2 separate regions of the Homo sapiens genome follow, and region 1 is linked to region 2. Evidence: chromatin loops called from intact Hi-C (ENCODE). Cell type or tissue: heart left ventricle. All regions are shown on one strand. Region 1 overlaps LINC03036 (long intergenic non-protein coding RNA 3036). Region 2 overlaps LINC03036 (long intergenic non-protein coding RNA 3036).

Evidence for each region. Peaks named below come from ENCODE experiments on the same cell type or tissue, not always from the same donor. Only the 100,000 strongest peaks of a DNase experiment are listed, where the experiment ranks them.
Region 1: a loop joins it to region 2, with 2.4 times the contacts of the local background. A loop is called at or near these places in 1 of 110 quality-filtered maps.

Annotation. Positions count from the first base shown.
Region 1 is chr10:118,865,962-118,869,961 of GRCh38, reverse strand. LINC03036 (long intergenic non-protein coding RNA 3036) reads left to right here. Exons shown (of 4, transcript NR_186540.1): 3 at 3,644-3,775. Among named protein-coding and RNA genes, the nearest start is that of CACUL1, 110 kb to the right of the region's middle. RefSeq lists an enhancer at 3,731-4,000. In heart left ventricle, no CTCF peak of the experiment used is centred here; no DNase peak of the experiment used is centred here.
Region 2 is chr10:118,957,221-118,961,220 of GRCh38, reverse strand. All of the region lies in intron 2 of LINC03036 (long intergenic non-protein coding RNA 3036), which reads left to right. Among named protein-coding and RNA genes, the nearest start is that of LINC03036, 70 kb to the left of the region's middle. RefSeq lists enhancers at 816-1,545, 1,546-2,276. In heart left ventricle, no CTCF peak of the experiment used is centred here; a DNase peak (open chromatin) is centred at 1,890; H3K27ac peaks cover 972 bases.

The DNA of each region.
Region 1 (4,000 bases), 91 kb after region 2:
GGCATGCACGACCATGCTCAGCCAATTTCTATATTTTTTGTAGAGATGGGGTTTTGCTGTTGCCTAGGCGGGTCTCAAACTCCTGAATTCACACAATCTGCCCACATTGGCCTCCCAGAGTTGTAGGATTTCAGGTGTGAGCCATCTGGCCTGGTCTAATCTTGTCCTTTAATAGTAAGGAAAAATTCCCTAAAAGCCCTCAGCAGACTACTTATGTCTTTTTTTTGTTTGTTTGTTTGAGACAGAGTCTCGCACTGTTGCCCAGGCTGGAGTGCAGTGGCGCGATCTCGGCTCACTGCAAGCTCTGCCTCCCAGATTCATGCCATTCTCCTGCCACAGCCTCCTGAGTAGCTGGGACTACAGGCGCCCGCCACCATGCCTGGCTCATTTTTTTGTATTTTTAGTACAGATGGGGTTTCATCATGTTAGCCAGGATGGTCTCGATCTCCTGACCTTGTGATCCGCCCGCCTTGGTCTCCCAAAGTGCTGGGATTACAGGCGTGAGCCACTGCGCCTGGCCAGCAGACTTTTTGTGTCTTATTGGCAAGAACCAATTCCTGGGACAAGGTAGGTGGCACAAGGTAGGGACAAGCTCAGGCTGGGCTTTTGATCCAATCCCTGATGAAGAGGGATGGGATTCTATAATTCATATTGACTAAGTGAGGCCCATCTGGAGGCAGGGCCAGTCCCTGAAATAACTGTGGCCACACAGAGGGACAGGGCTGGGATGGATGTTGAGGCATCAACCACAGTGTCTACTGCAGCATCTTGTTGGAGCCAGGATATCTGGGCTTGACCACTTGCTAGTTGTGTGACTTTGGGCAGGTGGCTTCACCTCTCTGAGCCTTTGTTTTTGCATTTGTAGAAATGAGAGAAAAACCTGTTTGACTTAGCTTTCAGGTTGTGAGGGTCAAATAAAGGATTGGGTGTAAAGGCCCTTCTGAGGTGCACCTGTATGAGGTCGGAAACATCTGCCTCTTGCCCAGCTCCTTCAGGATAAATTAAGCAGACCAATCCCTGCCTCCTAAAAGCTGACAGTCCAAGATAGTGTGAAGCAGAGAGTAGATGGCTTCACAGGTGAGAATGGGTTAACGACAAAATAGCAAGCCTAGAGAAGTGGAATGAGTCACATAGCAGTGCTGTGTTCCTTGCGCCATGGCTTCGGACAGTAACTTTGGTTACTTGGTTACGGTGGTGTCTGCTGGGCTTTTCCACTTTCATGGTTGCTATTTTCACCTTTGTAGGAAATTGGTATTTTGTGGGGAGGTATTTTGAGACTATGACAATATCTTGTTCATCCTGAAATTTTCACCCACAAGTTTTAGCCTCTGCTAATGATTCTTGCCTGAGTCAATTATCGTTATGATGGTTTGCAAATTGTCATTGTCTAATTGTGCCATTCCCTCAACGTGTATTAATTGTCATTGTACTGAAGAAAGTACTTTATTTTCAAGTTCAATGGCTTCAGCAGGATATGCCTTAATATTGAGCATTCAATATCATTTTTATTTGTTACATGGTATGCCCTCTCAATGGTCAGATTTAGTGATTCCTTCATTTTGGGGGAATCCTCCCTGAATTATCCTTCTGAATATACTTTTTATTTTATTTTGTAATATTCTGTTAAAAAATTTAAAAATTTCCCTTTTCCTTTTGTCTTATCACATATGTGATTTTTCAACCACGTGAATGTGAACACACTGTTTAAAAATTTTCTTGAGTTTTTGTATTAGGGTCCTCTGGAGAAACAAAACTAAATATAAATACAGATACAAAAATAAATATAAATAAGTATATGGAGAAAGAGAGAGATTTTAAGGAATTCGCTCATGCAATGGTGGGAGTTGGCAAGTCCAAAATCTAGGCAGGCAGGAGACCCAGGAAGAGCTAATGTGGCAGCCTCAAATCTAAAGGCAGTCGGAAGGCAGAATTCCTTCTTCCTTGAAGGACATCAGTCTTTTTCTTTTAAGGTCTTCAACTGATTGGTTGAGGCCCACCCACATTGGATTACAGATGAGAGTATTCTGTTAACTAAAAGTCTACTGATTTAAAAGTTAACCACATCTAAAGAATACCTTCATAGCAACATCTAGATGGGTGTTAATCAAACTTTTTAGCCACCATAGTCTAGACAAGTAGACACGTAACATTAACCATGACAGTTCTTTATTTCAAAGGTACCAGCTATTCTGTGTTAGATCATTTCAAAAAAATAGCTGTTATGTTCTAATTGCTCTAATCTCTGCATATATTTCCTCTGCAGTAGTGTGATTATCTCAAAGCTTTCTTACATGCCAGCAATTTGATTTTCAGTGGTGTCTATTTAATTCCTTGCTTTTTCTCTCCTTCCTTTCTCCCTCCTTCTCTCCTTCCCTCTCTCTCCTTTCCCCCTTCCCCTTCGCCTTCCCAGGGATGTGCAGTCCCTGTCACTAATTCAGTGGGCAGCTTGGCCCAGATGTTGTTGGAGAATCTGTCTGCTCCCTCTGACCTCTCTATTCTTTCTATGTAATCAGGTTCAGACAAATGGTCCCCCGTGGCAGTGGTCAGTAGCAGGTTTTTTTTTTCAGCCACTGCCCAGGTTAAATCAAAGCTCAAACAGGTTCTCTGTCTCCTTTTGAACCTGCAGCCAAATCGGCTCAAGCTTCAGCAGCCCATTTTATGCTTTATTTACTTGGGTTTTGGTTCACGGAGATGTTTGTCTTGGTTTTAATGACGGTGTGTCTTTTAACATCTTGCCTTTTATATTTTCTTATTAGTTTGCGTTTGGGGTCAGGCTGTGAGGCTCAATATAGGTACTTGAATGACATCCTGTCTGAATTCCATAAAAAAAAAGGGAGGTGATGGTTGCTCAGAGGGAGACTTAGCCATCAAAAAATGATGTCCCAGGTTGGCAGTAGAAGAATGACAAAGATTGTTTTGGCCAGAGACTTAAGAATCCTGGTGCTCTGCAGATGGAGTAGCCATTCTTTTATTCCCATTCTTTTATTCCTATACTTTCTTAATAAACTTGCTATCACTTTACTCTTAAAAAAATAAAAAGAATCCTGGGTTCTGTTTCCTGTAATACCTGCTAATTTGCTGTGTGACTTTGGACAAATGACTTAACCTCTGTGGGCCTTAGTGCCCTCACTGGCAAAGTGGTGATATTGGACTACTTAACCTCCAAGGTCCTTGTCAGCTCTAGAGTTCCAGGAGTCTACAAGGGAATTGTTTAAAACAATGTTCTTTGTTACAGTTGGATGGGCTGTTGAGAGTATTTGTTCAGTTCAGGCAAATGGCAAATGTTTCGGCCACTCTAATGAAATGAGTACATTTTTCTCTAAATGTCATGGATGTTTATTATCAGATTAAACTAAAGCAGGCCTAATTTTAGCTCTTCCAATTCAAGTGCAGCAATGAAGATTAAATGTTAGGCATAATTAAAGATGCAGATGTAGTTATATTGAATTATAAACCTCATTAAGTGCAACGTCCCAGGAAGGCCCCGGAGACCAGCTGCAAAGGACTTCCAGTCACCATGCTGCAGTTATTAAAATATTGTAAAGTAAATCTCACTCTAAAAATATTATGACTTGGATGGAAGGATTTTTTTCTAACATGGCTGGAGTTGGTTTCATGGGTAATTTCTTTGCTCTGTTTGCAGACAGCTGGGAAGGGAAACTTATTCCTTGGCATCTGCACAAAGGCCTCCCTGGGGCTTGGTGCTCCCCATCCCCGCCACACACATACAGCATGGATTTGATTCTCCTGGGCCAGTGAGAAGAGCAACGCCAAGGTCAGTCAGATTCCATTACAGGAGTTGGTAGCAGGGGAATCGGCAGGGGGTGGTGGAGGAGGCAGGGTTTCTAAGGACTCAAAGTCCATGTTTTTATATAAAAGAGAGATAAGTTTCCTAGGTGACATTTCCACTTTTTTCCTGTCTGTAAATATATTACATAGTCATTTAAAAAATTCACACAATGCAGAATAGGATAAAGAAGTAAAAACACCTAACTTCTTC
Region 2 (4,000 bases):
AGGGGGCATTTTAAAGGATAGGTGCTCAGAAGCTGAAGCACCAGAGTGCTTTCTAAACCAGAATAAGGCACACTTCCTCCCCATGGCTGCTGCTGACCTGAAAGCTACCAGTCTGGAGAGCCGAGGGCACACCAAGATCAAGGGGCTGGAGCTGTCGCTTAACAATCTGAGGCCACGGGTGATAAGTTCCCCCATCAGGTGCACTTCTCACTCAGGGTGGGGGTAATCGGCTCCAGATCCCATTTTAAAGGGGTGCACCTGCTTAAGATAGTCAAATGTCCACCTGAAAAGTACCCTACCAAGTTTTCCATGAATCTACATGAGGAGGCCTCATGAGAAATGCTGCAGATGCAGGTGGCCCAGCTTGGGGATCTGCCAGGATGCTTTTTATGGGTGGAATCACCTGCATCCCTTCCAGATCCCCAAGGCTTGGAGAGAGGACGCCCCTTATCACAGCTCCTTCTGCCAACTCCCAATGAGAAATGATGTCCCCACGGCGGGGGAAGAGATGGGTTTCACGTCCACCTCCTGCCATCTTGCTCAGGACCACACCCAGCCCCATGAAGAGGCAGGCAGGGTACTTTTCCAAACCAGTCCGCTTCATGGTGGGGATAAAATAAAGATGCTCTAGGTTTCCCCTCATGCTGTGTGTGCGTGTGCACATGTGTGTGTGCACGTGCGCATGCGTGTTTCCATTTAGGGACTGGGTGAAACTCAAAGTGAACTTTCTTGGAATTTCAGTGGAATTTCTTGGCAGGGCCTTACCTTGGGAAGGAGGAGGCAACCCGGAGGCCTGGGGCCAGGGCGGGGAGGGCGGATGTTCCTGTGGTCTCACCGGCTGCTTCTCCCCTTTCCTGGAAGCCCCAAGCCTGCCTTTGTACTTAGCTGGACCTGCTCTGCAGGACTGAATGTAACTTTGTGTAACTCTTGCTGAATTGCTGGAGGGCTTGGGCTGACTCCTACCCAATGACGATGTGGACACCACTTAGTGCTTCCTTATGCCTAGGCCAAGTGCTTGATACACAGCAGATCCTTTCACCCACACAACAGCCCTGTGTGGAAGGTACTGTTCCTTTCTGCATTTTCCAGATATGGAAGCTGAGGCCCAGAAAGGTTGTTTAACAGCCCACGGTCACTCAGCTAGGAATAAATGGAGTCAGGATTTGAATCCAGACTTTCCAACTTACAGCGTGGCTGTGGGTCAGAGAGCTTCCTTGATGGCAGCTGGCTTCGGCTTCTTACTCTGTTCCTCCCCAAGTTCCCCAAAAGGCCCTTGCTGTCTCCTGGCTTCTAAGTTTCTGCACAGGTGCATCCTTGGGCTGAAACAACCACTCCTGTATCCTCTCATGGGTATTCACAAGGCACACTAGCATGTTAAAGTTACTTCACCTGGCTAACTCCCACTTGTTCTCAGAACCTGGCTTAGAGACTGCCTCCTCCAGGAAGCTCTCCCTGAGTACCACCACCTCCAAAGTCCAGGCGGGGTACCCCTACTGGTACTCCCATGGCATCGGGCCTCCTCCTAGCAGGTTGTTGCCCACTGCTGTTGCCGTGGGGGTGCTGCTTGTCTGTCTCCATCAGTGCAAGCTTCTCAAGGGTGGGGTCTGCTCCTGTGTTTGGGGAATGAGTGGTTAACTCTTGTCTTTTGCTGCAGTGTCTAGGATGATCCATCCTTTGTTTCTGGTTAGGGATGTGGCCGGGTTGCTGGGGGTCCATCCCTCCTCCCTTCCTTGTGCCTCAGTTTCCTATCTGGAATTTCAGGAGACTCACAGTTACCCCTTGTAGCATTGTCATGAGGCTTTAAAGAGTGGATACAGATAGAGCCTGTAGAACAGCCCCGGCCATGTGTGAGCTGCCTTTACTGTGCTGGGTGCTTTTGATGCCAAGGAGGGGTGGGGAGGCTCGGCCCAGGCTGACCTACTTCTCCTCAGGCACTGCTCTCGTGGTGAATGACTCAGCATTTTGAACTCTGACTTCTTTCTTTAGGAGCCAGATCATTCTATTGCCATACCAAAGATATTTGGCAAGGTTAAATGCCAACTATGTGTATGGGGGGTGGTGGGGGGTGGCTGGGGAGGGGAACGGGGACACACGCGGTCCCTGGAATTCAGTGCAACACAGGACTGGAAGTCACACTCTTGCTGCAGATCTGTAGAGCACCAGCTTGCAGCCCCATGAACCTAAAGTGGCCCTGAGGTTATCCCACAGGGAGGCAAATGCATCTTCCATATGGGGAGCTCCAAACTCCCTGAACATGGGCCTTTTCCTCTGTTACCACTGGACTCGCTCTTGCAGGATTTTCCCAGCTCCACTCTACAGAGGCAAATCCCACCAGAGGCTCTGAGAAGAGGCTTCTGTGGTTACATAAATTTAGGACAAAATAAAAAATCAAAACTAAAAAAACAAAAAAATAGAAGTAGGACAACCATTCCTGTATCCGCTCATGGGTATTCACAAGACACACTAGCATGTTAAAGGCCCTGAGAAGTCGTGCAAGAAACTGTTCAACTGTTCCCTGATTACTTGACCACTGTATTAGTCTGTTCTCGAATTGCTACAAATACATACCTGAGACTAGGTCATTTATAAGAAAAGAGTTTTTTGTTTTTTTTTTTTAGAAGGAGTCTCACCGTGTCTCTCAGGCTGGAGTGTAGTGGTGTGATCTCAGCTAACTGCAACCTCCGCCTCCTGGGTTTAAGCGATTCTTGCGCCTCAACCTCTCGAGTAGCTGGGATTACAGGTGTGCACCACCATGCCCGGCTAATTTTAGTATTTTTAGTAGAGACGATGTTTTGCCATGTTGGCCAGGCTGGTCTTGAACTCCTGACCTCAGGTGATCCACCCGCCTCAGCCTCCTAAAGTGCTGGGATATCAAGCGTGAGCCACCATGCCCCGCCAAGAAAAGAGGCTTAATTGGCTCATGATTCTGCAGGCATGTATAGGAAGTGTGGTGGCATCTACTTCTGGGAGGGCCTCAGGGAGCTTTTACTCATGGCGAAAGACAAAATGGGAGCAGGCGTCTTACGTGGCGGGAGCACGAGCAAGAGAGAGAGAGGGGAGGTCATGCACCCCTTTGAACAATCAGACCTTGTAAGCACTCACCATCATGAGACCTGCACTGACGGGATGGCGCTAAACCATTCATGAGAAATCCGCTCCTGTGATCCAGTCACCTCCCACCTGGCCCCACCTCCAACACTGGGGATTATAATTTGACATGAGATTTGGGCTTGGACACACATCCAAATCGTGTCGACCACAGAACCCCTTTTCACATATTTTTCCAGGTCAACCATCAACAACCGTCGACATCCTGCAGTTCCAGAACACACTTTGGGAAACCCCCCACAAAAGTGGCTGGCGCATGGTTTCCATTCAAATGGTTAAATCTACCTTTGGAAACCTGGAAAGAGATCAGTGAAAATCTGTCTTAGTGTCCTAGAGCTAATATCAACCAAGTACTCCAAACTGGGTGGCTTAAAACAGCAGAACTTGATTGTCTCACAGTTCCAAGGGCTACAAGTCCAAAATCAAGGTGTCTGCAGGGCCGTGCCCCCTCTGAACCCTGCAGGGGAGGATCCTTCCTGCTCTTCCAGCTTCTGGCGGCTGTGGGCAGTCCTGAGTGTTCCTTGGTGTGTGGCGGCATCACACAATCTCTGCCTCTGTCTTCACCGGGCTGTCTTGTCTCTGTGTGTCTGTCTTTGTGTGTCTTCTCTTCTTATAAAGACACCAGTCATATTGGATTAGGGGCCCACCCTACTCCAGTGTGACCTCGTCTTAACCTCATTTCATCTGCAACGTCCTTATTTTCAAATAAGATCATATTTCAAGGTAGTGGAGGTTAAGATGTATCTTTTTGGGAGACATAATTTGAACCATAACAAAAACCCATCCGTAGCAGGTGGCTCTGGGTTGGGAGTTACTGTAACCATCCCAGGGGCTTTCTCTACTTTCCAAGATCTGGCAGCGATGCCACTGTGTCCAGTGAGTGTCTACTGCA